Linked DNA regions of Mus musculus: regions 1 and 2 are each linked to region 3. The links are chromatin loops, found by intact Hi-C in ENCODE. Cell type or tissue: left cerebral cortex. All regions are shown on one strand. Each heading gives the region's core, and the rest is flanking DNA. Links, peaks and the distances in the headings are about the cores only. Region 1 has its middle 210 kb from the start of Mir3961. Region 2 has its middle 270 kb from the start of Gm24295. Region 3 has its middle 190 kb from the start of Mir3961.

The links. Hi-C counts contacts between places; a loop is a spot of excess contacts. Peaks named below come from ENCODE experiments on the same cell type or tissue, not always from the same donor. Only the 100,000 strongest peaks of a DNase experiment are listed, where the experiment ranks them.
Region 1: it touches region 3 in a loop (4-fold over the local background); 3 of 42 quality-filtered maps call a loop at or near these places.
Region 2: it touches region 3 in a loop (14-fold over the local background); 2 of 42 quality-filtered maps call a loop at or near these places.

The regions. Positions count from the first base shown.
Region 1 is chr13:82,899,267-82,910,194 of GRCm38, forward strand. No RefSeq gene overlaps it. Among named protein-coding and RNA genes, the nearest start is that of Mir3961, 210 kb to the left of the region's middle. In left cerebral cortex, for the core only: no CTCF peak of the experiment used is centred there; DNase peaks (open chromatin) are centred at 4,582, 5,125, 7,818 and 8,593; H3K27ac peaks cover 3,529 bases.
Region 2 is chr13:82,311,882-82,322,809 of GRCm38, forward strand. No RefSeq gene overlaps it. Among named protein-coding and RNA genes, the nearest start is that of Gm24295, 270 kb to the left of the region's middle. In left cerebral cortex, for the core only: no CTCF peak of the experiment used is centred there; DNase peaks (open chromatin) are centred at 4,456, 5,115, 5,480 and 6,708; H3K27ac peaks cover 3,319 bases.
Region 3 is chr13:82,503,738-82,514,665 of GRCm38, forward strand. No RefSeq gene overlaps it. Among named protein-coding and RNA genes, the nearest start is that of Mir3961, 190 kb to the right of the region's middle. In left cerebral cortex, for the core only: no CTCF peak of the experiment used is centred there; a DNase peak (open chromatin) is centred at 4,639; H3K27ac peaks cover 680 bases.

The sequences.
Region 1 (10,928 bases), core at 1,694-9,693, 400 kb after region 3:
ATATGATTTTAAGAAGAACTAAAGTTTGAAACAAGTTTTTCAGTCCTTCAGACAAGAGAGAATATGGATAACATATTGGTTATATTTAATTTATAATGGTATTATTCAAATTTATGAATATTTTATCTGTGAAAATAATTACATCCATGAAAACTGTGCATATTAAAAAACTATGTACTGATTAATGATTTTTTAAAAAATAAATAAGATTAAATTTTAAAGAGGTGACAGTTAATCAAAGCTGCTTCTTATTAGTAATTTACATATTATACATAACACAAACGTGAGGGGTTGTCTCTATTGACAGATAGAAAATAACATTGTGACTGTGAAAAAATAAATTTCTTAATCCTTTCATTGGTAATTCTACCAACCTAAGAAAATTTAAGTGCCAGAAAAGTGAAGAAGTAATGTTGAGTCTTTGTAAAAAGAAAGAGTTAGTGTTCTGAAGGTATTCAAAAGATACAGTGTCAGAAAAACATGCTTTTTTTTTTCTTTTAGAAAAGAGAAGCTTGACTCTGTGAAGACTTGGGTAGGTGGCCATGCTTGGGAGGTTCCCATGAAAGCCTTGGTCCATCGCTGTAGCTACAGATGGGTTACAGACTATTTCTATGTGTGTTTCCTTTCCGGTGACAGCTTCCTGTAAGGCCTCCGGTACTCTGCAGGAGTTCATGCCCACAATACCCACAGCGATTGTTCCTTGATTTGAATTAAGTTTCATGGAGTGTGCTCCCCAGGCCTTTTTTTTGAAGAGTGTACTCTCAGCCCTTGGTACTTAGCTCAAATTCTCCACATTATCAAAAAGTAATTTGTTAATAAAAAGAAAAAAATTAAAAGATATAAACAGATGTTCTCCTTTTAGAAACTTAAATTGCCAGGTATACTCTCTTTTTCTAATTGCCATATGCAGGCCAAGAAAGAGAGACAGAAAGAAAGTGGATGGTTGGCTAAGCAGGAATGTAAAGATTCATAGAGGTTCTTTGATTTCATCTGTTCACAGACTTTTCTAAACACTATTACCTCAGTATTAAGTACCTGGGCATCACACTGGACATAAATTTTTAAAAGTACTTCTCATTTCCTTCGTATTTTTTCAAAAGAGCATATTCAAAGTTCAAGATTATACATCAAATTACAAAGGGCTGTACATTGGTTACACATTATTGAATTGTGACAGCTCTGAGAGGAGTCTGCACATCTGTGGATACTTATGTATGACTTCTAAGTGTTAAAATTATAAATTATGGAATGAAACAAAAAATATGCTTGAATTTTCATTGAAGGTCATTGGGATAAGAATCATGTTCCTAAAGCAATGTCTTTTGTCTAAAACATAGCAATTTTTTACTTATATGTTATTTTCTACAATGAGTTCATTTAAGGTGAAGAGCTGATGTAAATTATCTTTGCCATACCCTTGAAAAATCAGACAAATCAGAAAGAGAAAGATTTAAATGGTCTTTAAATATCTCTTCTAAATGGCTTTGTGTAAACATCTCCAGACCAGATGATATAAGTCATTAAACCTTTATCTTAGTACATAGAAAAAAGGATTTTAAATTCCAGCGTCACCTGAAACTTTCAAAAATAACCGTCAATATTCTTTTAAATAACAGCATAATTTATTAATAAAGGTTATTCAAATAAGTTACTAAAGTTAATATGCCACCATTTTATCAATAATATTTTAGCTGTCAAATTAGTGATCAATATTTAAGAATTGATGATTATCATAGTGGTGACCTGTTTGGGCACTAAATATCTATGTAGGAAAAAATAATACAGTTCAAAAAAAGAAACCATTGTGTTAAATGGAGGCACTAGGATTTGGGAAGAGTTTTGTTTAAATATCTTGGAAATTAATTAGGTGACATGGGATGTTTTAGAAAAAAATACTCAATATAAAGTATGCAGAGACTGGAAAGATGATGAATACCTTTATGATAAGGCATAAGAACCTGAGATTTAAATAAGTGTGAAAAGGAAGAACAAAATACCCTTTCTTATAAGGTATAAAATCATGTGCAGAGTAGATATTTGAAATGTTATGAAGTGGAATCCAAGGGGCTCTCTGGGGCTAAAAAAAAAAATGTAGGAATGGATATTAAAACTCAGCCTTTGAAAACTGTTCGAAAAGTTATCTTTCTTATAAATACACACACAAACACACACACAAACACACATACACACACACATACATGCCTCATGCATTAATTTTAACTTCAGCAGTCACAGAGTCAAGCTATGTAACTGGAGGTCTTTGAAATCTCAGGGCAATGCAACATTTAACCTATATGAAACAATACTACAAGAAGAAGCATTGTACACTTCAAGAATTTAACTCAGTTCAGCCAGGAAAGTTGATAAACTATATTTAATCAACTATGCCTTAACTACATATTCAAATATTTTATATGGCTGCAAAACATTTGTAAAATGGAGATTTTGCTTTTATTTAAGCAAATGGTGTATGGATAGACAACTGAATAAAAAAATTTCTTTGGTTTGAGAAATCCTGCTTTTTTTTTAAAACCTTAGTGGACTAAGCAAAATAGCATATTTATACCCTCTAACTGAAGCGCATGTTATGGCTGTGCATGTTAAGTATATATCAGGAGCCATAGCATCAATACCAAATGCTTTATGCATGGCCAATATTAAGCTTTTTTTTTTTTTTTGAGTAAAATTCTCTGAGCTGAACCAAGCAAGATTTCCCTGCACCACTTCTTTTCAAACAACACAAAATATGGCTCCATCAAAATATTTTTTCTGAGGAAAAACAATTATCTAAATACGGTATAATTGTAAAATTCATTGTGCTTAGACTTGAGATTTGTTAAACTCAAAAGGAGAGGGCCACTTGGCACTTGTACATTACTGGAAATTCCCCAAACACAGACAACAAAAGCTCAGTCAGTTTAATCAAATTATCAGCTTTTCCTCAGTCTGTGTTTAGTCTGTGTTTGTCTAATGTCCGGGTGCATATTTTCTACTTAAGAAAATCAATAAATCTGCTGCTTTTTAAAAAGGCACATTTCAAATGCAGTATACAGCGTTCTGCACTATCTGATCCAGCAATCTGTCTGTCTCTGCCCCACAGAAGGAAAGAACAAGAAATATGCCTGATGGTTTTGTGCGATGGTTTGGAAGCTTGTGTTTAGAGGGGAAAATGAAGCATTGAAATGTGTGCCATTCACCACACACAGAAGAGTATAGTATGAGATGCTTCTGTCTATTGAACAGCTATAGTGTCATGGGAAATATTGTGATCTCTTAACAAGAACGTAGGTTTTGTTAATAGAATACTTATCCTTGTAATATTCTTCCATTTACATAATTGATAGTTTTCTGTCTATCATGTGGTCTTACAGCATGTTCCATTTATTATTTGATTTTGTTCCATAGATGTTTGACCTGTCTTTCCAATAGATAATATTAACATTTCAAACAGGAAAATTTCCATTTTGAGATAATGACATTCTTTTCATTTCTAGGTTCCCTTTAAGTTTTCAAGTTCTGGACCTACAACAATAGTTTGAACACAAACAACTTGCTTGTATGACTAATGCTATGGTAAATAAGCTAATAATGTTTGCCATACACAGATTGCTAGCTAATGTAAATCGAAGTACAATATTGTCTTGGATCCCTGAAAAAAAAATGTTGCCAGGAAGGAATCACTCATCTAATGGTCTGTATTAGGATAAGTTACATGTTCTCGTTTACAAAGCTAGACTAATTTGAACATAAGAAAGCAGATAAAGAAGAGAGACACTTTGGTATCAAGACAAATTTCCCTTATTACTTGAAACATATATACATACCAAAAGTAGGTGCTATTCTTCGTGTTATTCTTCTTATCTGTCTATAAATGATAGCCTGCTGGGCATTGGTTACTATATGCACAAATATAATAACCAAAGTCCTGACTTAAGAATATATTCACTAGAAATCCTTAGAAAAGTACTTATAAAGTCACAGGTCTCCAATTTCAAAGTCAAAATCTGTCCAAGTGTTGCAGCTCACCAGATTTGGTCACCAGAGAGTTATCCCCCTGTCTCTCTCCTCATTTTAGTAATGAGAAAATAGGGAGAAAAGCAAACACATGCAACCTGTGGACATGTCAGGTAGTAATCAAATAATGTTTAAAAATTTCTGTAACTGGCATACTTTTATGGGGAACAAAATGAGTATTTTCTGGGAAGAAAGGGAACTGTCACAGCAGGATCTTGGGATTTTTTGGTGTTGTCAAAGTTAGGTTCCCTCATCTCCCTCAACATTATCACCTGGGCAAATGCTGGACTTGTTTATTATAAAAATACAGAAGTTATCATTACTGAGTAACTTTTTGCCAGTTTCTAATGATTTGGAAGAGATACATTCCTTTTGAGAGTTCAGCTCTCCTAGGTCTGGTTTGCTCCTTAGCCTGACTGTTTATGTAAAGAATTTCTAGTCAGAGTGCAAAAAGGTGTTCCTTCTACAGAGAATCCATTCAGTAGAACAGGCTAATAGGCTGACCAGTCATTAACTAAAACACAGCTGGGAAGAGGCTATAATCCCCCAATTTCCTTCACAAATGCAGTAAATAAATATTCAAATGAAGCAGTGTGTAATTTGCATATGTGTTAAACAAAAGCCCAGCTGAAGATTTGGTTGTAAATCTCTCTTCATGTTTCTCCCTCTTCTACCTACAGAGGCTCTACCTGGAATGTCTCTGCTATACAAGGTCCCAGACTCTTCAGAAGTAAAAATCCTTTTGGTCTTCAAAAATTATCTTAGAAAATTCCTCTTGCAGGACCCCCACCCCCACCCCCTTAGCTTTGTCATCAAGTCCTTCTTTTATTATCTTGAATATGTTTCATATTTTTTCAGATACTTTAAACTGCATTATTTGTATGTGTAATATGCATTAGAAGCACTGTGTTTGCATGGTTCATGGGTAGAACTCTAATTTTCAGACCATAGAGCAAGAAGTACTTAACTAAAACTTGCAGGCTTCAACATTGGTACAAGTTATTTGTTAACCCCATGGCTTTCAGGAAGGATTCACATCAGTGCAGACTCTGAAAGTCTTCATTCTGTCCTCAGAGGCTTCTATCAAATGCTGTAATGTAGGATGCCCTTTGTTTAATTATTCCTTAGACTGAGCCTCAATATCATTACAAATTCCCCACTCTGCGTCTTCTTTCCCTCTCCTGCTCTTGTTCAGTGATTGTAATTTCTAGACTTAGATTCTAGGGCACACCTGACCTTAGGCTCTGCTGGGTTGCTTATCCTGAAGCAGTGTGAGGCCCTCCCAAGGTGAAGAAATATAATTAGAAGAGAAAGAAATCATTCAGTGAGGAGCCCATGGTAGGACACAAGGGGTTACTTTCTAGGGGAAAAATAGATTGTGAAAAAAATTAACTAATTCTGGATAGTAAAAGAAAAAAGACAGCTCTGCAGTTAAAGAAAGCAGCATGTTAAAAATTAGCAAGGTAAATTGGCTTTCACTTGTTTTCAACACAGCTGTGGTTGTTAGTAGATCCTTCTTCTTTTCCAGTTGGGACAGAAAAATAAGAGAATAGCCAAGACCCAGAGAATTCCTAGGAGAAGTTGATTTTATTTTATTCCTCCTCCTATCCTTTTTCTCCTTCTTCTACTTCTATTTGTTCTGTGTCTAAGAAGTGGACTATGTAATTGTGAGCTTATTATGTGTAAATGCCTTTTATTATATTTAGAAAATATTGCAGCCCCTCAAAAAAAGTGGTACATAGATTTAAGCTATGATTCTTATAAAGTATAAGTTGGTTATAAAGACACTAAATCAGAACTTTGGCTTTTAAATACATTTTTACATATATAATAACAATTATTTTGTCAAAATGTGTTTAAAAGCATGAAATAGGACTTTGTAAATATTGTCTTAGTATTTAAATAGTCATATATTTTAATACTATAATGTCTGAGAACATGTGTAGCTTAAATAATAAAAGTAACCGGGGCTGAAAATAAAAATCATTACAAAGTATATCTATAGTAAGAAAGCCACTATCATAAAAATTAAAAAGGTTTGAATTTGAATAAAACTATGTCAACATCCTTTGCTGCTTTCCTTTTTACAAATTCAGTTATTCCTCGAAGAAAAGGTTAGATATGAGAAAGCTAATTCCAACATATGTTCTCACTAATCAAGGTGTATGACATAACATTTATCAGGAACATTATCTTGAAAGGAGGCTTTGGAGAAATCAAAATGAATATTTGCTATAACAAAATAATTTTATGGAATCTTTGGATTCATTTTTTTTCCTTCTCCATTCCTTATTGTACTACTAAAATCAAGACTGTATGTGCATGTCAAATACATTGGATCATGCTACCAAGTAACTTTACTCTGTCACACATAGATGTGGCAACATAAAGGACCCAGGGATACCCACTAACTTCAGATGTCATTCTCTACCCCTCCCCCAGCTTTCTATTTTAGTTGAAATTTCTGTGAAAAAAAAATGGCTACTTCTCATTGGTTCTATGATCATAAGAATTTCAGAGGCCACTGCTAGACAATTCTAGTGATGTTCAATCACATGTATCCCTCAGCCACTTGGATGTACTTTGATGAAAAAGGAATGCTGGGGATGCTATGTTTAAAAGCAGGATAATACTCTCTCTTGTTGATGAAACAGAATAAATATTTTTCTAACAAGTGAAAGGAGTGAGCTGTTTTTTTCTTTTTTTAAGTTCTATTATTGGAGATTTAAACAGAAATGTTCTTTATAATTACGTTTTGAAACCTTGTTCTTTATTGACAGTATTTCAAACACAATCAAAACTGTGCTGTTGTGTGATAGTGTAACACGTTTCTGTCCAGGATCGCTATGTCACAGGCTTCTCAGCTCATTCTCATAATAATAAAAGGTAAAGTGACAAAAACTAGTGAGGACAGGAGGAGTGTCTGTCACACAGGGAGCTTTTCACCAGCCATTCTTGCTGAGCAAACTCTGGTCCAGTCTGAGGTCATGGTTGTTCCAGAATCTGAGTGGTTAAGGATATTTCGGGATGCTTTCATTAGAAGGTACAAAGTACAGTTTAGAATCGGGCTTGGGGCGCCACTATGTGATTATGGCAAGACGTGCTGACCACTGGGATATTGCTGAGCCAAGTGGGCAGGGAGTTAGTCTGACCTCCTTGGAGCCAAGTCCGCAGGAAGCCACCACCCAGCACACCTCCTTAGGACAAGATGAAGCATTTAGTGTTCAAAATGTTCATATGAGCAACAGATGTTTTTGTAAGACAAAAGTATTGAGCATTTCAAGTTCTCTGTTTATGAACCTTCTGACCATTCTATTTTTAAAGGACCTGGTATCCAAAAAAGTCCCTTGATTTACTTTAGAAATCCAACATCCTTTCTGCTGTTTCATTGGAAGACAAGGATCCTCGTAGAAGATCTCTAACCACAACACAGTTTAACAGGCTGTATGGTTGTTTCCAGGACCTTGTTAAGAGAACCACTATAAAACTCAGGTATTTTGTTAGACTTAATACTTTGAGCTAAAAACCTTAATTTACATTTGAGGGTAAGAAATCATTTCTTTTTGCATTTCATGTTTAATGCTTCCTTCACTACTTATAAATCCCAAACTTGATGGTTATTTTTTCCTCTGTCTTCGTTCAGCCTGTTTATATAAAGCAGAAAAATCAAAAAAGTTAAAATGAGAGAGAATTTGGAGGTGTTATTTGATAACCATGACAACTCAGGAAGCAGAAAGAAGAAATTTGAAGTCTATTATTTGTTTTAGAAGTAGGAGAGAAGCTGGCAGTGGATACACTAGTATGCTTTTACCTGGCACACTCGGAAGCCTGGAGGAATGGAGTGAAGCTGGAAAATGGGAAGATGTTCATACAAAATGCATAATAGGATATCAATTCATGCCATTTTATCCTACTGAAATATCTCCTCGAGCCTTCCAATTTGAAAACATACTGTTATGCACTGATATTCTCAAACTAACACATTACTATCTTTTTCTTCCTCTCCCATAACTAAGATACATAAACCATCCCTCAATAAGGTCTTTACTGAGATATATTTTATATCTTCCTAAAAATTATAGAAAAGGGTAAAGAAAGGTGATAAGCTAGACAAAATAATTTTGAGAAACTGTATTTAAACATTGAGTTAAGGTGTCATGGGTTTCAGTATGGTTCATTCAGTATGATTCAGATAAGTCAAGCTCTAGACCTTGTACAATTCAAAATTCACAGTCCAAGCTTGGGAGGCACGAGAAGCAAATATATATCACACTTTACCCAGGTTGCTCTGTCAAAACAGGAGGGGCTGTGCTGTTCAAAACTCCTTAAACAGAGATAATATCAAGAACAATGAAATTTGAGCTTCTATATAAAGAAGTAATTATATTAAATCCAGTCCTACTGCTCTGAAGTCTATCCTCACCCGTGAATGTATGCCTGCGTGTGTGTGTGTGTGTTTGTGATTTTCTTTGCCACATATTTGTCTCCTTTTTATGCCCTCTCTCATTGTTTCTTTTTCTTTCCTTTCCTCTTTATAATATATTTTAAGGTCTTCTCCAGCAATTCCAGGCCATCTGTCTTCACCATTCTAAATAAGCAGCCATGGACACATGGCTGCCTCCTCCAGACTGACAAAGGCTCTGGAGTACAGCTAAGAGAGATGACCCAACAGCAGTGGTGAAGAGCCCTAAAAATATTTAAAGGAAAAAATAGCAAGACTTACTTTTTTCTTCGCTCGACACCTCTTTTTTTCTTGAGTTTATTTCATGGTTTATCATTAGTATATGCCCTTACAGAATGCATTTGCATAATTGCCTGCCAGATAGATCTAAGCTTATTTTAAAGGTAACGGAATCTTATAGCATAAAAAGAAATTACAAACTTTAATTTCCTTTTATGTCAAGATTGCATACAGTCCCATGCAATACAACTGTAAAACATTAAAAAAGCAGGAAGGTGATAATATGTAGCAAACATTACTGAAATTTCTACTTCTGTACCAGATACAGGGAGTTCAGAAATGTATTTTTAGCAATTTAATAAGAATTTCATCCAATGAATAGACATGCTTTTTTAAATAACTCACATAAATTCTAAGACAGTAAGGACACCGTTTTTCTTTTTAAGTCAACAAATTAAAATTTTATATAAAAGACATTGGACGTGTTCCTTTTCCAGTTTTCTGCTCATTGATTTTTTTGTTTGCATAGCAAATTGAGTCATTTTATTCCCAGTGAATACTATCCTCTTATATAAATTTGTTGGTTTATTAAATCATTTTATCTAATGAGAGATATTTTAATTGGATGTAAATTATCACTATTTTTTTTACAGCAGATGCTGTGTGAATTACATGAACTTATATGAATTTCTGAGCTACTCATAAGTATTCAGAAAACTGCTGAAACCTGTTAGCAGAATAGAAGATAAGATACTTCTATTCTTTTTATGGGATGAATGCTGCATATGTAAAAATTGTTAGGCATTTTCTTCCCTGAGACGTTATTTATAAGCAAATGTCTCTTCATTGTCAAGTCTTATTATACAAGCTTACACCTGTATAGGTCACTGAAATATAGGCACTTCAGATACAGGAATACTGGACACCACCTGACATATCCCACCTCTTAAAGAAAGATTTTTAAATCATCCATAGGCCACCCGACAGCACTTTGAGTGATCTTTTTTATTTTTGTTGTTAATTTGGTTTGGTTCGGTTTTGCTTTTTAAATAAAACTGCTTCTTCAAAATGTTGATCCTATCTTAATTAGTTCTAATAAATTAATTTTTTACAACATATAAAAAGAAAAGAGTGATATAAAAATTTGTCCTCGAATTATATACAAACCACACTGTGTAGTTGCTACAACAAAATGGCAGCCAGGCTTTAAAAATATTAAAATCCTAACCACTTGAAATACATACTAGGATTTTGGGACTGACAAACATTTTTGAAAATGCATATATGCTACTAAAAGCAGACTTCCCAGGGCTCTGTGTTCTGTGGCTTATGTGCTGCGTGGTGAGAAGGACGTGTTGGGGAAGGAACTGCACATAGAATGTCATTAAGACACGTGTTCATCCGTGTGTGTCTTGCATTGTTCAGTGTTTTTTATAGAATGTTTCCCCTTTCTAAAAAAGCATGTAGTGGGTGTTCAGTGGGTTCTTTTGCTTTTCATTCTGTCAATTAGAACTTTGCAACTAATCCTAAAAGGGAAACAAAGTACAGTAGAGTTCCCAGCTTAAAGTTTAGAAAATGAGAGTCCTCATATTCAGAGTAAGATTTATACACATGAATGGAAAATCATCAAAATATTTTATTTAAATTAATAAGAAAAGGCAAAGCACTCCCTGAGACTGATAAAACCATAAGGAGAGATATGCCCAGGACATGAATTGATATGAACGCAGAACTTCATATGCAGTCATTTTCTTTATGGCTAATGCTTCAGTATGGGTGGCAGAGAGAATAGATCGTGGCTCCAAATTTGATTTTTCCAATCGTGGTTAATCAGGCCCTCTTTACCTACAAGAGATAAATCCCCATGGAAGAGAAGTAGATGAGGAGAGAGAGAGAAAACGCACATGGCCGGTTCCAAAGCTGCATGCCTCTCCAAACCCCAGACTGCTTCATATACGTTTCTCTCAGTGATGATTTCTTTCTCAGTAATTCTTTTTAGTTGACCATATAAAATTCCTGATAATTTTAAAGGAATAAAGAATCTAATCCAGATATGGGTTTTTCAGTATTGTACGCTAATCCCTTAGGAGGAAAGTAACTAAGCAATCACTTTTAAATAACTCACTGGGAAGCAGCGCAATAATGGAGTGACAGATAGGCTGATGCTAAATACACACAAACAGTAAACCTTCTTCCATGTCTTTCTTGGTGGCATCACTCACTTTCATGAGCC
Region 2 (10,928 bases), core at 1,159-9,158, 190 kb before region 3:
AGAATAAGGGGCCAGAAGATCAGAACAAATTGCTAGAGTTAGTTTGAGGCCAGGCATAGTTCAGTGAGAAGCCGACAGAAGCCAGACTGGATCAGTCAGCATGGAGAAGTGTTTGAGGCAGAACAGCTGTGTTGAATCAGCCAGCCAGAGTTCAGGAAGAACTAGAAAGGGTGAAGTTATTCAGCACTAAGCCTCCAAGACAACAATAACTTCAGGCAAATCAATTTACTTTTTACGTGGTGTTTTGTAATGGTCATAATCTGCTGCAAAAATGAACTTCTATGAAGAGGGGTAAAGTCTATGAGTATAAAGGTAAGTTATTTAAAATATTGTTAGAAATCATATTTGTTTAGGAAAGTTTTTTTAATTCATTCATTCATTCATTCATTCATTCAGGTGATGACCTAAAATGAGTGTGTATTACCTGGGAATACTGTGACAAAATATCATTGAGTGTAACAATAAGTATACCTTTCTAAACATCCCGTATACTATTTAAGACCTGTGTGTTGGTAGATGTGTTTCTTGGTCAGAGCTATCTTCCTGTGTTGAAGAAAGTTACCTTATTTCTTTTAAACATATATTGTAAAATGACAAAAATGTGGCACTCTGGTCTTCTTCCTCTTATAAGAACACTAAACTAATTATGTGAGCTTCAGTCTCATGAACTTATCTCAGGTTAATTATCTTTTAAAAGTATATCATCTCTAAATACCATCACATTGGGGATGGATTTTTCAATATCTAATTTTGGAAAGGCAATCATTCTGTGAGTAACAAAGGACATTTTCAGAATTCTGTTGGCCAAAAAAACTAGCCATTTCCTTTTTTAAAAAAATTATATATTTTCTTTATTTACATTTCAAATGTTACCCCTTTCCTGGTTTCCCCTCCTAAAACCCCCTATCCCTTCCTTCATTCCCCTGCTCACCAACCTACTCACTCCTACTTCCTGGCCCTGGTATTCCTGTACACTGGGGCTTAGAGCCTTCACAGGACCAAGGGCCAACTAGGCCATCCTCTGCTACATATGCAGATGGAGCCATGAGTCCCTCCTTGTGTATTCTTTGGTTGGTGGTTTAGTCCCTGGGAGTTCTGGGGGTACTTGTTAGTTCATATTGTTGTTCCTCCTAGGGGACTGCAAAGCCTTTCAGCTCCTTGGGTACTTTCTCTAGCTCCTTCATTGGAGTTCCCACACTAGAGTCTGAGTTTGGTGGTTGTATATGGGATGGATCCCCAGGTGGGGCAGTCTCTGAATGGTCATTCCTTCAGTCTCTGCTCCACATTTTGTCTCTGTAACTCCTTCCATGGGTATTTTGTTCCCCCTCCTAAGAAGAATCGAAGTATCCACACTTTGGTCTTCCTTCTTCTTGAGTTTCATGTGGTTTGTGAATTGTATCTTGGGTATTCTGAGCTTCTGGGCTAATATCCACTCATTCGGGAGTGCATATCATGTATGATCTTCTGTGATTGGGTTATCTCACTTCAGATGATATCCTCCAAATCCATCCATTTGCCTAAGAATTTCATAAATTCATTGTTTTTACTATCTGAGTAGTACTCCATTGATTAAATGTACCACATTTTCTGTATCCATTCCTCTCTTGAGATACATCTGGGTTCTTTTCTGTTTCTGGCTATTATAAATAAGGCTGCTATGAATATAGTGGATTAAGTGTCCTTATTACGTATTGGAGCATCATCTGGTTATATGCTCAGGAGTGGTGTAGCTGGGTTCTCAGGTAGTACTATGTCCAATTTTCTGAGGAACCTCAAAACTCATTTCCAGAGTGGTTGTACCAGCTTTCAATCTGACCAGCAATGGAGGAGTGTTCTTCTTTCTCTACATCCTCACTAGCATTTGCTGTCACCTGAGTTTTTGATCTTAGCCATTCTGACTGGTGTGAGGTGGAATCTCAGGGTTGTTTTGATTTGCATTTCCCTCATGACTAAGGATGTTGAACATTTTTTTCAGGTGCTTCTCAGCCATTCATTATTCCTCAGTTGAGAATTCTTTGTTTAGCTTTGTACCCCATTTTTAATAGGATTATTTGGTTTCTGAATTCTAAATTCCTGAGTTCTTTATATTTATTGGATAATAGCTCTCTATCAGATTTAGGATCGGTAAAAATCTTTTCCCAATTTGTTGGTTGCCTTTTTTGTCTTATTGACAGTATCCTTTGTCTTACAGAAGATTTGCAAGTTTATGAGATCTCATTCTTCACAGAGTTAGAAAGAGCAATTTGTAAATTCATCTGGAATAAATAAAAAATTAGTATAGTGAAAACTATTCTCTACAATAAAAGAACCTCAGTGGAATCACTGTACCAGATCTCAACCTGTACTACACAGCAATTGTGATAAAAAAAAAAAAACAAAAAACAAACTGCATGGTATTTGTACAATGACAGGCAGATAGATCAATAGAATAGAAGTGAAGACCAAGAAATAAACCCACACACATATGGTCACTTGACCTTTGACAAAGGAGCTAAAACCATCCAGTGGAAAAAAGAGAGTATTTTCAGCATATGGTGCTGGCACAACTGTCTGACTGTTCGCATGTAGAATAATACAAATCGATCCATTCTTATCTCTCTGTACAGAACTCAAGTCAAAGTGGATCAAGGAACTCCAAATAAAAACAGATACACTGAACCTTATAGAGGAGAAAGTGGGGAAGAGCTTCGAACATATGGGCACAGGGGAAAAATTCCTTAACAGAACATCAATGGCTTGTGCTGTAAGATCAAGAATCCACAAATGGGATCTAGCCATTTCCTAAGAAACAAGTTTCTTGTTAGATTTGAATAAGCATGTTAACTTTCTTCTCACGGCCTGAGAGTGCCTGATATAAAGAGGTTAAGAGAGGAGGAAGGATCTACTAGGGCTTATGGTGTTAGGTTCATGTTTGAGTGGTCCTATGACTTTGAGAAAATTATCATGGCAACTATAGCATGTGATGGAGAACTTCTTTAGTTTTCCTCAGACAGGAAGCAGAGAGAAAGAAGAAGAGCAAGCATCTAGAATAAGAGAGAGCTCCTGATGTCATGCCTCCAGGGGCCTGACTCCTTCAATATATATCACCTCCTAACTTTCCTACAACCTTCCATATAAAAGCACTCTCTGGAGTCCAAGCATGTGACAAAAGAGCCTGTGAGGGGCTGTTCCTAGCAGGCCACTCCTCAGTGCTTATGCTATTTTTCTTGTTCTGTTTTACTATTTGTTAAGTGATATGAATGCTCACAGAATACAAAGGTACAGGTTTTCTTTATAACTCTATCTTTCTAGCCTTCAATTGTTTGTTTTCTTTCCATTTGTTCTTCATCTCCAACTTATTAATATAAATTTTAATCTTTATGAAAAAATAAACACCATTCTGATCAGTACAACACCACTGAAGGAGAATTAAGGGCATAGATTTACTGTTCAACTGTTTATTGAAAATCTTTTCATCTATTTAACAGTTTAATAGCTGAATTAAAACATATACATTGTCTTTAAAACCATGAATCCAATTCATCTTATTGTCCAGAAGGTAAAACAGCTTTCTGATTCTCATATAGCAGAAATGTCATTAAATTCTCTTACTTTCAGGAATTTATATTTTACCCAGACATTATTGCAATATTTTGTTGTCCTCCAATCTTCTTTCCCTTTCCAATTTAGATTTCCTCTCACACTAGAAATCATAGAATTAAATGTAAGTTTCAGGTACACTTGCTTGAATAGGTCAGACTGGAACATATTAGTGATGAAATTAGCATTTGTGTATACTTTCTAATTAAAATGGAAATATTCCAGTGAAATAAAACACGCATAAATATTCTTTTCTGTTTTCTGCTTTGGTTGAGACTAAATCTTTCTATCTGATGAGTTAGAAGTGGATCTAAAATAGCTTTACATTCTCTGAAGCAGCATTTTAAATATAAAAGTACAATGCAGATGATTAAATTCATTTGGCTATATTTTCCACGGTTTTAAAATATGAGATACACAACAGATACACACACTTCTATTTTAGTACATATATTCATGCGTTTGTGTGTCTGTACTGAAATAGATGTGTGTGTGTTTAAGATGGACCATGTATCAACCTAAGCCAAGCCATATAAAATACAGTAGAAATAAGAGGTGAAGGAATTGAACATTCATATAACTAAATTTAATTTGGGTGGGATAATTACTGGTACATAGGATTCAACTGTTTTGACTGAGATAGGTTTTCTATCTTCCTTTATACCTTATACCTAAATTTAGTACTTTGAGATTGTAAAATAATTCTGAAATGATGGGGCAGGGGTTAGGTACTTTGAAGCAAGGATTTACAAAATAAAACATTACATTTCAGATTTAATTGCTCATAAAATTTCAATACAGCAATTGTTCAATGCCTGGCAGACTTGGTGACTCTTGTGCAGTACTCATGCAGGCATATAACTCTGCCCTGGGAGAGGATGGGAACAGAATGTATTCAAGCAATTGTTTTCTTTCATTTTTGTTGGCCTTGTGTTCTTGCATGCCTCTCTTATTTATCATACTATGCATGTTTTGGCCTTCTTTATGCAGTTCATGCTGTCCTTTGTCTAAATATCCTTCCTGAAGAAATGCTGAAATGTTTATATCCCTGCATTCTTCTGGAGCGCAGGACCTCAGAGATGCTCTTCACCTATACTCTAAGCATCACACTATCTTTATTTTCATAGCCCTTTGCTTTTTAATAGCATTGACATTTAAAAAAACACATTGTCTTGTTTGTTTGTTTTTACATGTTTTCCAGTAGTCTAAAATTCATGACAATGAAGACCTGTTTTGTGTCTCTGTTTATTCCTAGGGCAGAGATATGCCGGTACTAAGTGTACAAATGACTTTTAAGGAGTGACTGATTTTCTTTAACCCTCCCAGGACACCTGTCACGTGTGGAGACATAGGCCTTTGATGTCCAGGATCTCAGCTGAGATAGCTAATTCTTTTTTTCCTGAAACTTCTTTTTCTCCAAAGAAGTTGAATTTGAAGAATTCTGTAACTTTGGATTCAGTTTTTACTATCAAATTAAAGCTAAAAATGCTGCCAGGAAGGAGGGAAAGCCAGATTGGAGGGGGAGGAGGCGAGAGGTAGAAGAAGGGAAAGCCGAGAGTTGGGGGAGGAGATGGCGGAAAGATCCAGGAAACCTGAGGAGAAGCAACAAAAACCAATTAAAGTTAATGAACTACAGCTAAGCTTTTTATTTTAGATTTTTTTCCCCCTCACAGTGTACCAGCCTCAACTTGGAATTATTTTTCTTGGAGAGAAACTGAACTAGATTATTTCCTAACTACCCCCATGATCAAAAAAACTATCACTTTAGTCAACAGAGGCCTGAGGGTCTGTTTTGTGCATCCTCCTAGGGGATCTGTCATTTGGCCTTTAGCCTTGGTCCTCCCACCCACTGAAATCTGGCAAGCTTCCAGGATGTCACAAATTCTGTTCTCCTATATCTTCACATAAGCTGAGAGTCAGCCCTACTGAATAGTTATCTGGAGGCAGGAGGCGGAGGTCCAATTGTAGTATCTAATATTAGAAATAGAGACGCCTCCAATGGTTTTTGGCAGACTGAGCCTAGAAAGAGAGACTCTGGCTCTCCCACTCAAATGTCTTAAATAGTTTATATATCTGCTTGATTAACTTGGCTAGAGACATGGTTACAGTTAATATATTAGGTATAAAAGTTTAAAGAAAGATTCTTATCTCAATTATACCCATTTTCTAGAATAACGTACCCTGTCAAACCAGCTCTGATAAATGTTAATGATAATAAAACATTATTGTATAGTTACTTCATTTCTGTTGCCTGCAGAATATCCCCAACCTCGAATGGGAACAAGATGTACTTTGTGAGCATGTTCTTTTCATTCAGCACTTTGGCCAAGTTATCACATTCAAATATTTAATTCTGTCCTAAAATTCAGAGAATCATATAAAATGCTATGAGCTAATCCAAAGGTTATTGAAAATGTGAGATTCTGACACTCAGGTTTCCCATTTGAAATGTACCTTCAAATATTCTGTGTACCTAACGATCCCTTCCTAGGCTTCCTGTCATCTCAGCCTCAACATCCCAGAGCTCTGTTTTCATGGCAGTGCTTCACACATCCTCATTTTGTTCCACCCATCCTTTTTTTTTCTTTTTGAATTAGTAACTGGAATATAGTAATTCTTTTCCTCTCAGTGAAATCTAAGATTGTGACAGTAAGAGTATCCTTGCTGAAGAGGTTGGAAAATGTTAACTTGTTGCTCCATCTCCCAAGTTTCTTCTTCACTTCCTTGGGAGCTGCTGTTGGATGGATACAGACTGTTGCTCATTGTTTGTTGAGGCTGCTTTTTTTTCATTGTTCAGAAACCTTATGATTAGAAAGATCATGATAAACAGATACTGTAACCTTGATTTTGACTTGTTTGGTGATTCTTTCATTCACTCATTCTTCAGCCATTCAAGCAAACACTCAACCATCACTTGTTGAATTTCCACTGTGCATAGTGTTTACACCCACTGAAGACTTGGGAGCATGACAAAATTAGTTGAAATTAACTCTGGTACATTAATAGGTAGATAAAGACAATGCTGCATTTTTCAGACTTCTCTTGAGATGATCTAACTTTAAACTCCTTTTTTCCCCCAATTCTCACTTTCCTCTAGAAAAGCCTTTTATGTTCATCGTCCTCTTAAAATGTACATCCAAATATGAGTGGGCCTTTTCACATTTAAAGAATAGTAAATGTGTTTCCTCCCACATTTAACACATGTCTTTTCTTAATATAAAAACCTTAAAATAAAAGTGGACTTTTTCCCTCGTGTATTTCAGTGTTGCCCTTCTTTAGCATAAGCTTCTCGAACCATTTGAGGTCAAGATGTAAAACAATCAGGTCAAAATTTCCAACATGTGTTTATATAAATGCATACACAAGCATTAGTGTTTAGATTGCTTTGCATATTTTTCCCAGTATAATACAGTATAGTTTTTCTCTTCAAAAGTTTATTCCTACTCATATACAGACTGCTTAAAATAATGTAAACAAGGTAATGGTGTCATATATGAATAGAGAGCATGTATGTATAAATCAGAAACAATGAATAGAAATTGCAACACACACAAGTCCTTGTCTCGATTATAATAAAAGTGTAAATTGAAACTTTGATAATAAAACACTTCAGCTTACCAAACCACTAGTTATTTCCTTTGTTAATTTTAAATGAATACTAATCATAAAGATACCAAGTATATGAACTCAGCCCTTATTCTTTTTTTTTTTTTTTTTTTTTTTTTTTTTGCTATAATTGATTTTGTCCTACAGGTGCTATTGAGAAAACATGGAGGATGAGTTGGGCATCAGTACTTCTTAGAACATGGTTACTGGTGATGTAACAAGAATAGTATGAATTATAAATGGGTATCGCTGTTTAGTAGTGTTTGCTACAGTAAAATTAGGAAGTAGTTAAACATTTCACAATAGAAGAGGGGTCAAATGATTGATGCATGAAGTTCTGGAAAGGTTGAGTGTACTCTACCATTTACAGTTACCTAACAACATGAAAGAAATTGGAGGAAAGTGAAACAAGGCATAAAATTATATATCAACTGTATTTTTAGTTTAAGGGCCTTGTTTGCTCAGTGCTTCAACAAGTGCCAGATACTAGTGGCCACGCTATGCCTACATGCTAATCAATGTGTAATGTGTATGCATGTTATCACCTACAAATACTCATGCGCACAGTAGGCAAACACAGGCTGTCAGTTCATCAGAAAGTTCCCACTAATATGTTGATCAGTGTAAATTTTACTTTGATATCATAAGAAACTTCTCATTTTATAAGTTATACAAACTTTACAGAACCAACAACCTTGCTCTCTCCACATGCATGCACATGTACACACACACACTCTCTCTCTCTCTCACGAGAGAGAGAAATTAAAAATACTAAACTGATGATTTTAAAATTAATTTCAACTTAAAGAAACACTTTTCACTCATCCTTGTGTGGGTTAATTCTTTTTTCTTTTTTTTTATTACGTATTTTCTTCAATTACATTTCCAATGCTATCCCAAAAGTCTCCCACCACCCTCCCCCCCCAATCCCCTACCCACCCATTCCCATTTTTTGGCCCTGGAGTTCCCCTGTACTGGGGCATATAAAGTTTGACTGACCAATGGGCAATGGGACTCTCTTTCCAGTGATGGCCGACTAGAGCATCTTTTGATACATATACAGCTAGAGTCAAGAGCTCTGGGGTACTGGTTAGTTCATAATGTTGTTCCACTGATAGGGTTGCAGATCTCTTTAGCTCCTTGGGTACTTTCTCTAGCTCCTCCATTGGGGGCCCTGTGATCCATCCAATAGTTGACTGTGAGCATCCACTTCTGTTTTTTGCTAGGCCCCGGCCTAGTCTCACAAGGGACAGCTATATCACCGTCCTTGCAACAAAGGCTTGCTAGTGTATGCAATGGTGTCATCGTTTGGAGGCTAATTATGGGATGGATCCCTGGATATGGCAGTCTCTAGATGGACCATCCTTTTGTCTCAGCTCCAAACTTTGTCTCTGTAACTCCTTCCGTGGGTGATTGTTTCCAATTCTAAGAAGGGGCAAAGTGTCCACACTTTGGTCTTTGTTCTTCTTCAGTTTCATGTGTTTTGCAAATTGTATCTTATATCTTGGGTATCCTAAGTTTCTGGGCTAATATCCACTTATCAGTGAGTACATTTCATTTGAGTTCTTTTGTGATTGGGTTACCTCACTCAGGATGATGCCCTCCAGGTCCAACCATTTGCCTAGGAATTTCATAAATTCATTCTTTTTAATAGCTGAGTAGTACTCTATTGTGTAAATGTACCACATTTTTTGTATCCATTCCTCTGTTGAGGGGCATCTGGGTTCTTTCCAGCTTCTGGCTATTATAAATAAGGCTGCTATGAACATAGTGGAGCATGTGTCCTTCTTACCGGTTGGGACATCTTCTGGATATATGCCCAGGAGAGGTATTGCGGGATCCTCCGGTAGTACTATGTCCAATTTTCTGAGGAACTGCCAGACTGATTTCCAGAGTGGTTGTACAAGCTTGCAATCCCACCAACAATGGAGGAGTGTTCTTCTTTCTCCACATCCTCGCCAGCATCTGCTGTCACCTGAATTTTTGATCTTAGCCATTCTGACTGGTGTGAGATGGAATCTCAGGGTTGTTTTGATTTGCATTTCTCTGATGATTGAGGATGTTGAACATTTTTTCAGGTGTTTCTCAGCCTTTCGAGATTCCTCAGGTGAGAATTCTTTGTTCAGCTCTGAGCCCCATCTTTTAAGGGGATTATTTGATTTTCTGGAGTCCACCCTCTTGAGTTCTTTATATATATTGGATATTAGTCCCCTATCTGATTTAAGATAGGTAAAGATCCTTTCCCAATCTGTTGGTGGTCTTTTTGTCTTATTGACGGTGTCTTTTGCCTTGCAGAAAGAAGCTTTGCAGTTTCATGAGGTCCCATGTGTCAATCCTCGATCTTACAGCACAAGCCATTGCTGTTCTATTCAGGAATTTTTTCCCTGTGCCCATATCTTCGAGACTTTTCCCCACTTTCTCCTCTATAAGTTTCAGTGTCTCTGTTTTTATGTGAAGTTCCTTGATCCACTTAGATTTGACCTTAGTACAAGGAGAGAGGAATGAGTCTATTCGAATTCTTCTACATGATAACAACAAGTTGTGCCAGCACCATTTGTTGAAAATGCTGTCTTTCTTCCACTGGATGGTTTTAGCTCCCTTGTCGAAGATCAAGTGACCATAGGTGTGTGGGTTCATTTCTGGGTCTTCAATTCTATTCCATTGGTCTACTTGTCTGTCACTATACCAGGACCATGCAGTTTTTATCACAATTGCTCTGTAGTAAAGCTTTAGGTCAGGCATGGTAATTCCACCAGAGGTACTTTTATCCTTGAGAAGAGCTTTTGCTATCCTAGGTTTTTTGTTATTCCAGATGAATTTGCAGATTGCTCTTTCTAATTCGTTGAAGAATTGATTTGGAATTTTGATGGGGATTGCATTGAATCTGTAGATTGCTTTTGGCAAGATAGCCATTTTTACAATGTTGATCCTGCCGATCCATGAGCATGGGAGATCTTTCCATCTTCTGAGATCTTCTTTAATTTCTTTCTTCAGGGACTTGAAGGTTTTATCATACAGATCTTTCACTTCCTTAGTTAGAGTCACGCCAAGATATTTTATATTATTTGTGACTATTGAGAAGGGTGTTGTTTCCCTAATTTCTTTCTCAGCCTGTTTATTCTTTGTGTAGAGAAAGGCCATTGACTTGTTTAAGTTAATTTTATATCCAGCTACTTCACCGAAGCTGTTTATCAGGCTTAGGAGTTCTCTGGTGGAATTTTTAGGGTCACTTATATATCCTATCATATCATCTGCAAAAAGTGATATTTTGACTTCTTCCTTTCCAATTTGTATCCCCTTGATCTCCTTTTGTTGTCGAATTGCTCTGGCTAGGACTTCAAGTACTATGTTGAAGAGGTAGGGAGAAAGTGGGCAGCCTTGTTTAGTCCCTGATTTTAGTGGGATTGCTTCAAGCTTCTCACCATTTACTTTGATGTTGGCTACTGGTTTGCAGTAGATTGCTTTTATCATGTTTAGGTATGGGCCTTGAATTCCTGATCTTTCCAAGACTTTTATCATGAATGGGTGTTGGATCTTGTCGAATGCTTTTTCTGCATCTAACGAGATGATCATGTGGTTTTTGTCTTTGAGTTTGTTTATATAATGGATTACATTGATGGATTTTCATATATTAAACCATCCCTGCATCACTGGAATAAAACCTACTTGGTCAGGATGGATGATTGCTTTAATGTGTTCTTGGATTTGGTTAGTGAGAATTTTATTGAGGATTTTTGCATCGA
Region 3 (10,928 bases), core at 1,271-9,270:
TAAGTAGATTTATGACCTTAACATGGATAGCATCATACAGTTTTTAGATTGTCACAGGATGAAGTAGCATGAGGTATAAATAGAAGGAAGAACATGATGGCCTTTGCATCAGCTCTAGCACCTGGGCAATAAGAGTCATGGCAATTAAAAGCAATCTAGAAGCAATTAAAAGCCTTCAAGTAGGCTGTTAGGCTCACGTCAGCTAAGAAATTTAGAAGACATTTGTGGAAGTTCTTAGAAAATCAACATTCTGTGTTTCATTACAAGAGAATAGCTTTGCACTGATTCTCAAGCACTAACAATAGAATATGTTTAATCAACAACACTGAATACTATGAAAACTGAAGCCCCTAAATTGTCTTGAGGATTTGAAGACCTAAATGAGGCTGAATACATTGCTTTGAGAAGGATAGGGATAAGTTTTCATCCCTCAAATTCTGTATGTGCCTAAATCACATGGGCTGGCAGAAAGTCTCTACTTAACTAGAGGGGAATTGCTTACATAGGTCTCATCTGTGAGCGAAAGAAGGCTAGGATTGATTCAGTGATTAATAATTTTAGGAAGACTTCAATGCACTGAGATCCATGATCAACAAATGTCCTTCCCAACTACCTCAGACAATCACAATTAGGTGCGATAAAGGTTAATGTTAACCTTCACAGAGGAAGCCTTCCTGGTCATCTGGTTGAAAGAGCATCTTGGGTGTTCCTATCAATTTGTCTCTGCAAAGCCAAACGAAATTCATGAAGGAGGCACACAATTGTTTATGTGGAATAAAGCAGCTAGCTTCCTGTGGGAGACACACTCTTCTGAGTAGTGGTATGGTACAGCACACTACTTAGTACCAGAGAATGACACAAGGAAAGTTCAGGAAAACTCATATCCCTAGGAAAATGCCTCCATTCCTTTCTGGGAAGCTTGAAGAAAGACTCCCAGAAGCCAGAGTCAGTAAATAGTTAAAAACTTTCTGTGAAATTTGCCCAACACTGTCTTGAAGATCTAAAATGTGTTCCTCAGAGTATCCAGAATTTAAAAAGTTATCTTCTTACATATCATGGATTGTGCTATGTTATGTCATTATATTTTGCAGAAATTAAGAGCAAAAATGAAATGAACTTAAAAGATGAACTAATTGTTTTATAAAATGAGGTTTTCTCAATGGAACTACAGCTAGGAAGGAGTTAATGCACTGTATGGATGTCTAACATATTCCTAGAGAGAGAGAGAGAGAGAGAGAGAGAGAGAGAGAGAGAGAGAGAGAGAGAGAGATGTACTCAAAAGAAGCTAGTAATGATGCCATTAACCTTTCCTAGCCTTACTGTGCAAGGTACTTCACTGTTGGTTCAAGTGATTCCTTTCTCTCTCATTGCAACTCACTAGAACTTTTACTAAGTGTCATTAATCAAAGGTAAAACATTCTCAGAGCAGGAAAGTTGTCACGGAAACAGGCTGCTGTGTGTGGAAAAAATAAAGGGTTTGATAATTATATATTAACTCAACAGTAACATTCTACTCAAAGCATCCAGTTTGTAGGTCCTCTTTGATTTTAGGGCTCTAATTTTGGGGGAGACCTATTAATCTTTTTTCCATTTCTTTGCCTTTCTTATTCAGTAATTGAAATGCTCAGATGTTATTGATTAATGTAGTTTTCTTAAACTACAAGTTGGTTCAGCAGCCAAAGCTATATTCTCTATGCTGTTTTTTCTTCTGAAATCCTCATGGATATTCTGAAATGAGGAGATGGGCGAAAGATGTCAAGATTTCCTGTCAAAACAGGTAGAGCTGGGGCACCAAGGGATAGCAAACAAGAGCAATGAAATAAACTTGTAATTGTATTGATCATAAGAACTATCATATTATAAATATGTCACATCTGGGTTGGAATGAGCCCTACAAGTTTTAATAATACAATCCTATAAGCTTTTAATTAGGGTGACTGAAGGAAGAAAGTCTCCAGCTGTAGCATATTGAAACTTTGGCTAGCTGCAGCAGGAAACAAGTGAAACTCCATTGTTTTAATAGGCTTCCATCACAGAGGAAAACAAACAAGCAAACAAACAAACAAGAGTCCTGGTAGTTAGGAGAAAGAGAAAATAAGTCAAAAGTGGGTATTTAGGAAAGCAGATCCTATAGGGTTTTATCATAGCCCAAAACTGCCAATATCATTTATTTTGTGGAATAAACATCTCTGCTTTGTAATCTAATTGGGAGATGCAAGTGCAATGTGAGTTCTGTTTAGTTCGCAACTCCGGTTGTTTCTTCCCTCACACTGTTTGTGTTAATTGCCCCTTGTGACTGGGCTGCATGTCTCTTATCCTCATAGTGTGCAAATGAATTTGTGCTGTGCTTCTCTCAAACACACCTGCAAGAAATTTTAATAGCTTTTGAAACTGAAGATGTCTCCCTAACTCCCTATTGCATAAGTCATGACTACCTGAGGTATCATCACAAAAGATAATTTAATAATAGCTGTGATGATGTAGGCACCTGAAATCCCATCTGCTAGTATACAGTGCAGGAATATATATATTTCTCTTCTCTTCTCTTCTCTTCTCTTCTCTTCTCTTCTCTTCTCTTCTCTTCTCTTCTCTTCTCTTCTCTTCTCTTCTCTCTCTCTCTCTCTCTCTCTCTCTCTCTCACTTTTATAGACACAGCTAAGGTTTTTCTACTGGCATATGGATACTGCATGGTGTGGCTTGGACATTCAAAAAATTGGCAATAGTTATAACTTTGAATTCATGCTGAATTATAAGTTGATAAATGCTTTGACAAATTATAACCTGTTTCATACTAACTCCTGAATTTTTGTTTTAACACTCAAATTTAGGTTAGAATAAAATTATACAAATATAGAAAGGAAAAATAATTTGCATCAGTAGCTTAGTCTAGCTGGAGCTATGGCTCCAAAATAAAGCAAAACTAAATGCTACTTTTATCAAAATCTATACCAGAATTTAAAGATGTTCAAAGATTTCAAAGTACTTATTGTAAAGTAGATGACAGTTTTCAGGGAGATTAGTACTTTGAAAGAAGGACAACTTATATTTGTAGAATTATCAGTAACTTTGTTGAATGAATAAATGAATAATTGCATGGGTAGATAACAAATGGACCAAATTAATGTACACAGCCATTTATGAACCTATGACTGTCATTCATACCAAGTTTTACTACATATACATATATATTCATGTATATAGTTTTATTTAATCTGTGCTATAAATACATTTTAAGTAGACATTTGAGAAAAATAGGCATCCTCTAAAATCCATGCTCTTGGTTTTGGTTCTCATTGTATTTTTCTGCTTCTTAGTCTCCATTCATCACTTTTTGAAACTTAAACGTAGAAAAGTGAAGGAGGAGCAATATTCACGCTACACCTGTGAACTCCCAGTTTTCTACCTGTTCTAAGGTTCTTTCTCATTATCTTCCTCAGAGGTAGCAGGTTTCCATCAGGCTTTCATGATGTTGAAAGATCACTACAAAGTTCTACCGTGTTACAGCTTGGAGGGTGGTGTATGTGCAAAGAAGTTGGGTAGAAAACATAGTGAAGTCTTTCCAAGCAAGAGCATAGATGAGAGCCAGAGCGTGGTCGAGCTGTTGCTTGGCTTCTGTGCTGAAGGCTTTGAGGCTCTGATCATTAGGCTCTTGTGAATTTAGTATATATTAAACAATTAATTTTTAGAAAAGAAAACATCTGGTTTTTAGCTTGGATGATTTTGATGCCATGACATTTCTATCTTACTGCTAGTGGATGTTCTCTGTATTTTCTTCTGACTATGAAATTGTACCTAAATATTTGATCTAGTTACATGAGCCATAATAAACCTTGTATTATCAAAGTGTTTTTTGTTTTAACAATAAATTGCCACAATAAGTCTGAAAACATTGAAAGCTCTCCAGCACTTCTTAAAATATATATAAAAAAATACCTCAAGTAAAAGAATCCAGAGATTTGGGTATTTTGGGAATTAAAAAAAATGTTTTTATCATTTGGAAGTAAAAACAGACAAATTCACTTCTTTTTGTTTCTAACCTGACACTGTTTTCTACTAAAACTAGAATTTAAAAACAAAATTACAAAAATAGAACAATGTGCATTCTGTCTTTCTCATATATATCATAACCACATCTCATCTTTTTCATTTTAATAGTAAGTTAATCTTTATTGTGGAACAGCTTCTGCATGGTGAATGTAAAAATGAAAAAAAATATACATGATTTGGAGAATAAAAACTACAACGTATCAGCAGCAACTAACAGAAACTGACACTGATCCTGGTGAAAACCTCACTGGCATTTTATTCCTTAAATTACGAGAAAGTGTGGTAGTGGGTGACAAGGCTTAGGTTTCCTTTCCACCATTGATACATAAATGTCTGTGCTTTTGTACTGACTGCTTTACTTTTCAACATAGAGTCTCTATGTAACCTTAGCTGTCCTAAAACCCCAGTGTGTTGATTAGACATGGATTTTTTGGGTGAAGATTTAGTTAAATGAGCACTAGTATAACTACTCAAATGAGTATTCATAACCACTACTTGTTTTATTATAGAGCAGCAACAAAATGGCAGAGACGACAGCTGCCACATCATATACACACACACTCCTTCCTACACAAACTATGCTTTGTACATCAGATGCAGCATAAATACCATGGCATGTGGCAGTTGCTATGGCAATGAGCTTTTTTTTTAATGAAGAGCAGATGGAATCGGCATATAAAACTTGCATAAGTTGTTAGTAATCTGTGAGTTACTGCAGACTAGTTGCTGAAAGAAACTTTAAAATTCTAGCTTTTCTAATTCTTCATATAATGAGTTCAACTCTCTTTTTTCTCTTTGCCTAGTTCAGTTCATCTTGGTATCCAAATGCTAGTAGAGAATTGTTAATTATTTTTCCTGTGCCAAAGAACTTATGTAGACTTGTAAATTGTATAGTTGTATTTTCCAGTCTTTATTTTTTCAAATAAATTTCTATTTTGGAGTTTTTAAAATCTGTCTTACACTAAATAAATATGTACTTTCAATAGACATATGTTAAATTTATTTTAGTTAAAATTCACATTATATATTATACAGTACACAATGATGTATATTATATTTCTAATTCACAATGTATATAATAATACTGAGAAAATTATAAAGTTCCACATAGTATAAAACTGCATAGCAAACAGGATGAGTATGTTGGGTTAGCTTTGGTGTTAGCTGTCTAATTGTCCAATCTTGGTAGGCTTTGCTTTGTATCAAAGCTATCTTTATGTTGTAACTGCATAAGAAAAGGGAGATTTCACTGAAACTCAAAGAATAATTTGTGATTATAATTCCCCAGGCAATTATTTCAATATGAAAACTGATTTTCTGTATCTTTTTTGAACACAAAATTGCAAAGATGTTTTAAACAAAAATTCAGCAGCTACTTTGTTTACTGAGAATAACGCTTTACACAATGGTACCTGTTTGGGCTAGTCCAACAACTACATTCCCGGACAAGAGAATCATGAAGAAACAAATAAATTTAAACAGATTTCTCAAATGGGCAATAGAGCCTCAGGGTTATCAGAGTGGAGCAGCTGTTTAGGATCTAGGCAGGACGTAACACATTGGCAGTGGGTCTCCTCGATGTCTCTTTAACGTTTGACACTATTGTTCAATGCAAATCTTAGTTTCCCTCTCTCTGCATCTGTGGTTCTGCTCTTAATCTTCCCCTGCAAATTTTCTACCACAGATTAGAAAAGGTCTGTGGAAACTGAGTGACATGCATAGAAAATAATAATTAAGCCAATTTTTATTTATACCATGAGCTTACTTTTGAAAATGTACCCCCAACTGAGCCAGGCTTGCAGCTCAACTTTGTACTTTTCATTTATGCAAGGACAAAAGTAAAGAGAAAGTGTCATGGTTTGCAGTTCTCTGATAGTCTCTGCATGTGAGAACATTGCACCGCTGGTGACCATGTTTAGTCTTGTGATACCCTGTGCCTCTACTTGGACCAGTAATGAGTGTCACCGTGTGATATTGCAAAAATGTTTCAGTCAGCCGTTGATGTGTGTTTCATGAATGATGTCCACCTCTCCTTTTGCCTATGTGCTCTCAGGCATCTCTCATGGTGATTGCTCATGTGTAAAACTCTAGGAGGGCTGGAATTCAGAAGATTCATTATAGCCTCTTTGCTCTGTCTCCGTACTGATGGTGCACTACAGGAACTGGGTTCACAAGCTTCAATATTCATTCACTCAGCTTATGCTTTGAACACTAACTTATCACAACATATTATGTGTCAATCTGGACGTGGAAAGTATGATATGGCCAGCCTTAGGTGCTTTTCTTTTCCAGGGATTGTCAGAAAATAGGCATGGATATACTTTTATTTTAAGTGATTATATATATTATATATACTTATTTCATATCATATTATGTTCATATAATAAATGTTTCTATATATTTATTACTATAAAATTAGAGAATGTGTTGGTGTGATAGGAGACTTGTGACAATAATTTGTCAAGTAGTCTAAGGCAGTGGGAACAGATCATCAAGAGAAGTGATATAGGTTATTAAAATTAACCTAAAATTAAAATGCCATCCTTTTCTATTTTGGGCCTTGATTCTTTTATATTTTCTCTGTTTTGCAGCATTTCCTAATTAGTTACTGTGCAAAAATACAAAATTCTTGAAAACTTGCTATTGTTGTGTTACACCAATTTCATCATCAGTTTGGAACTGATTAACAACTTCATGAATTTAAACACGTGCCACAATCACAACATATTTAAAGTTTATTATTTAACTTTATATTTAGACAGCTGTAGCTACCATGAAATAAATGACAAAGGAGGAAAGGATAGCTTTAAACACTTATTTATTTAAAGGTAGTATTTTGAGTGCAAAATTTACCTATTTTTCCCTTAGCTATAAAATCAGAAGTATTTAATTAAAAAAACAGCATATCTTATGTGTGTATTGTAATAGCTGAGTAATTAAGAGATCACCTTTTTGAGCCTTAAGAAAACTATGAAGAGGTACTGTTTCTTCCTTATCAAGAATGCACACAAATACAGCAATCATGACATATACCTTAAATTAACCCTTTACCCCATGGGAAGTGATAGAGAATGAAGCATGGGTTGACTTCCAGAGAGTTACTGTATTGTTATATTTCTAATTCATTATAGGAATAATGTGGACTCCAGCTTTGTTTAGCTAGTGTACTGCTTATAATTGCAAAGTAGCTGTTAAACAATTGTTCCAAAGGCTCAGCTTTGTACGATATTAATGACTATTCAACCTTTTGCAAGACAATATGGAAGGACGTGAGAGATTTATAATTAAGACAATCTTCTGAATGAGTTGTTTGCTCAGAAAACAAAGAGTCTGCCTTTACCTTGGCACTGGTAATTGACAATTAATTGACAGCCTGGTTGACAGTGCATTTGGCTAGGCCGCAGCACTTACTAGAAATGGGATTTAAATCCATGATATTATCCCAGGCCTTGTAATATTATTAACCATAACTCACTAGCATAATTCAACACATGATTGAACACACAATTCACTTCACATTATTAGAGAGTGTTAATCAGTGCAATGGAGAGGCTTGTATTGTTTCATGTTATGATTATTCTCTCTATGTTTGCATAAATGGTGCTAGATGAACAAACATGGAAATCGAACTCACATTTGAAAAAAGAGATTTAATGGTTAAATCCAAGAATAGCTCTGGGGATGTTTGCTCAAGACAATTCTTAACAAATGAACGTAGACTAATAATCATGAATAAAAGTGGCCTAATGTGCTTTCATTTACATGCAGATATGATAGATCCTAAAACACTTCTTCAAGTTGTGATTTTTTTTTCAGGTTGAGAAGTTGTGTATTTTCTAATATTTGTCTTTTTTTATTGGACATTTTATTTACATTTCAAATGTTATCCCCTTTACCGGTCTGCCCACCTGGGAAACCCCCATCATAATCCCCCTCTCCCTGTGTCTATGAGGGTGCTCTGCCCCTCCCCCACCTACCCACTCTATTTGGTGACCTAGTCACCACTGGAGCTAACCCTTAAAAAAATTAAAAGGTAGGTTGGTTATATATAATATTATATATATATATATTTCCTTTTTGTTGTTATTATTTTATTTATTTACATTTCAAATGTTATCACTCTCTCCGGTTTCCCCTTCAACCCAATCCCTGATCTCACACCCCTGCTTCTATGAGGGTTCTCACCCACTCACCTACCCACTCCTGTCTCACCACCCCAGCATTCTTCCACTCAGGGGCATTAAGGCTTCACAGGACCAAGGGCCTCTCCTCCCTGGGAGCTAGGGGTAGGGGGAGGAATCTGGCTGGTTGATATTATTATTCTACCCGTAGGGTTGCAAAGCCTTTCAGCTCCTTCAGTCCTTCCCCTAACTCCTCCATTGGGGTCCCTGTGCTCAGTCAGAAGGTTGGCTGCAAGCATCTGCACCTGTATCTATATTTGTAAGGCCCTGGCAGAGCCTCTCAGGAGACATCCATATCAGGCTCCTCTCAGCAAGCACTTCCACAAAGATAATTGTTCAAATATGTTCATAGTAGATTTTTTTTTGGTGTGTGATAGGTAGAAAATTGAAAGCACAAAGATGTCCCTTAACAAAAGAATGGGTGGAGAAAATGTGCTATGTTTACACGATATATTAACCAGCAATTGCTTAAAGACGATGACATCATGAAATTGGCAGGCAAATTGATAGAAGCAAAAAAGATCATTCTGAGTCAGGTAATCCAGACCCAAATAGACAAACATAGTATGTCCTCACTTATAAGTGGATATTAGATGAAAAGAACAATCATGTAATTATCCACAAACCCAAAGATGCTAGATTACAAGGAGATCTCAAGATGGGCTGTGTAAATCTCACTGACAAAGGGAAATAGAATAGACCTTATGGGTGGACTAGGGTTGGTGGGACTGGTCAGAGGTGGGGATAGAGATGGAACACAAAGAATTGGGTGGAGAGGTGACACTGGAAGAGAGTGCTGGGTAATATGATGTCCTGTAAACATAGCACTTAATTTGAGCTAAAGAAATATATGTGAAACAGATGTTCATCACCTTATCCATAGGGTCCTTTCTCCCTGTAGGATATTCCTTTCTATAGTCACTTATATAAAGGACTTTGGAGCCTGGAAAATGAAAGAGCTATAAGGCATTTGAGGTAAGACTCTCTAAATGACTGGCACCAATGTTAATTTGCTGGCTGACATGACATACGTAGCAAATAAATTTATATTGTCAAATGGGCAGTGGTGTTGCATGCCTTTAATCCCAGCACTTGGGAGGCAGAGGCAGGCAGATTTCTGAGTTCAAGGCCAGCCTGATCTACAAAGTGAGTTCTAGGACAGCCAGGGCTACACAGAGAAACCCTGTCTCAAAAACAAACAAACAAACAAACAAACAAACAAACATACAAAAAAACCGCAACCCAAAACAAACACGTGTGTGTGTGTGTGTGTGTGTGTGTGTGTGTATAGTCTTAAGTCATTGAGAGTTATACATTTCCCTCAGCAGTGAGCATTTATCTTAGCACCGAAAGTTGTTTAGTGCTATTGCTATAAATTGTAATTAATGAGGATGGAGTTAAGAATAAGCTTGTAAGCTTTAAGACAACAAACACGTGAATATTGGCTTTCTATTATTTATGTTGTTATTGAAGATCAGCCTTAGTCCATGGTGATCTGATAGGATGCATGGGACAATTACAACATTTTTGTATCTGTTGAGGCCAGTTTTGTGACCAATTATATGGTCAATTTTGGAGAAGGTCCCGTGAGGTGCTGAGAAGAAGGCATATCCTTTTGTTTTAGGATACAATGTTCTGTAGATATCTGTTAAGTCCATTTGTTTTATAGCTTCTGTTAGTTTCACTGTGTCCCTGTTTAGTTTCTGTTTCCACGATCTGTCCATTGATGAAAGTGGTGTATTGAAGTCTCTCACTATTATTGTGTGAGGTGCAATGTGTGCTTTGAGCTTTACTAAAGTATCTTTAATGAATGTGGCCGCCCTTGCATTTGGAGCATAGATATTCAGAATTGAGAGTTCCTCTTGGAGGATTTTACCTTTGATGAGTATGTAATGTCTTTTTTGTCTTTTTTGAATACTTTGGGTTGGAAGTCGATTTTAATCGATATTAGAATGGCTACTCCAGCTTGTTTCTTCAGACCATTTGTTTGGAAAATTATTTCCCAGCCTTTCACTCTGAGGTAGTTTCTGCCTTTTTCCCTGAGATGGGTTTCCTGTAAGCAGCAGAATGTTGGGTCCTGTTTGTTTAGCCAGTCTGTTAGTCTATGTCTTTTTATTGGGGAATTGAGACCATTGACATTAAGAGATATTAAGGAATAGTAATTGTTGTTTCCTTTTATTTTGTTGTTAGAGTTGGCATTCTATTCTTGTGGCTGTCTTCTTTTTGGTTTGTTGAGGGATTACTTTCTTGCTTTTTCTAGGGTGAATCACAGACTCTTTTTTGGTAATCTTACTCTTTATTGCTTAAGGTGGGATTTCATTAGTCCATTCTAACTCACTGAATTTAAAATTATTTCCATAATACAAAAGTTTATTGCCAAAGTGACCATGTGAATAGATCAATTTAGTTTGACTTTATTTCATTTTCCAAACACAGCTGTGCTCCTTGCTCCTCCAATAACGAAGAAGGTGAGAATCTTACTTGAATGTTTCTTCTTTCTTATTTTGTTCCTCCACCAAGTCTTTATACATACCCATCCCTAAGACTTAGTTTTCCTCTGATGACTGAATATTACATTTTTTTTTCAAAAGTAGTAATGCCAGGCAGTGGTGGCGCACAGCCTTAATCCCAGCACTTGGGAGGCAGAGGTAGGCAGATTTCTGAGTTCAGGGCCAGCCTGGTCTACAGAGTGAGTTCCAG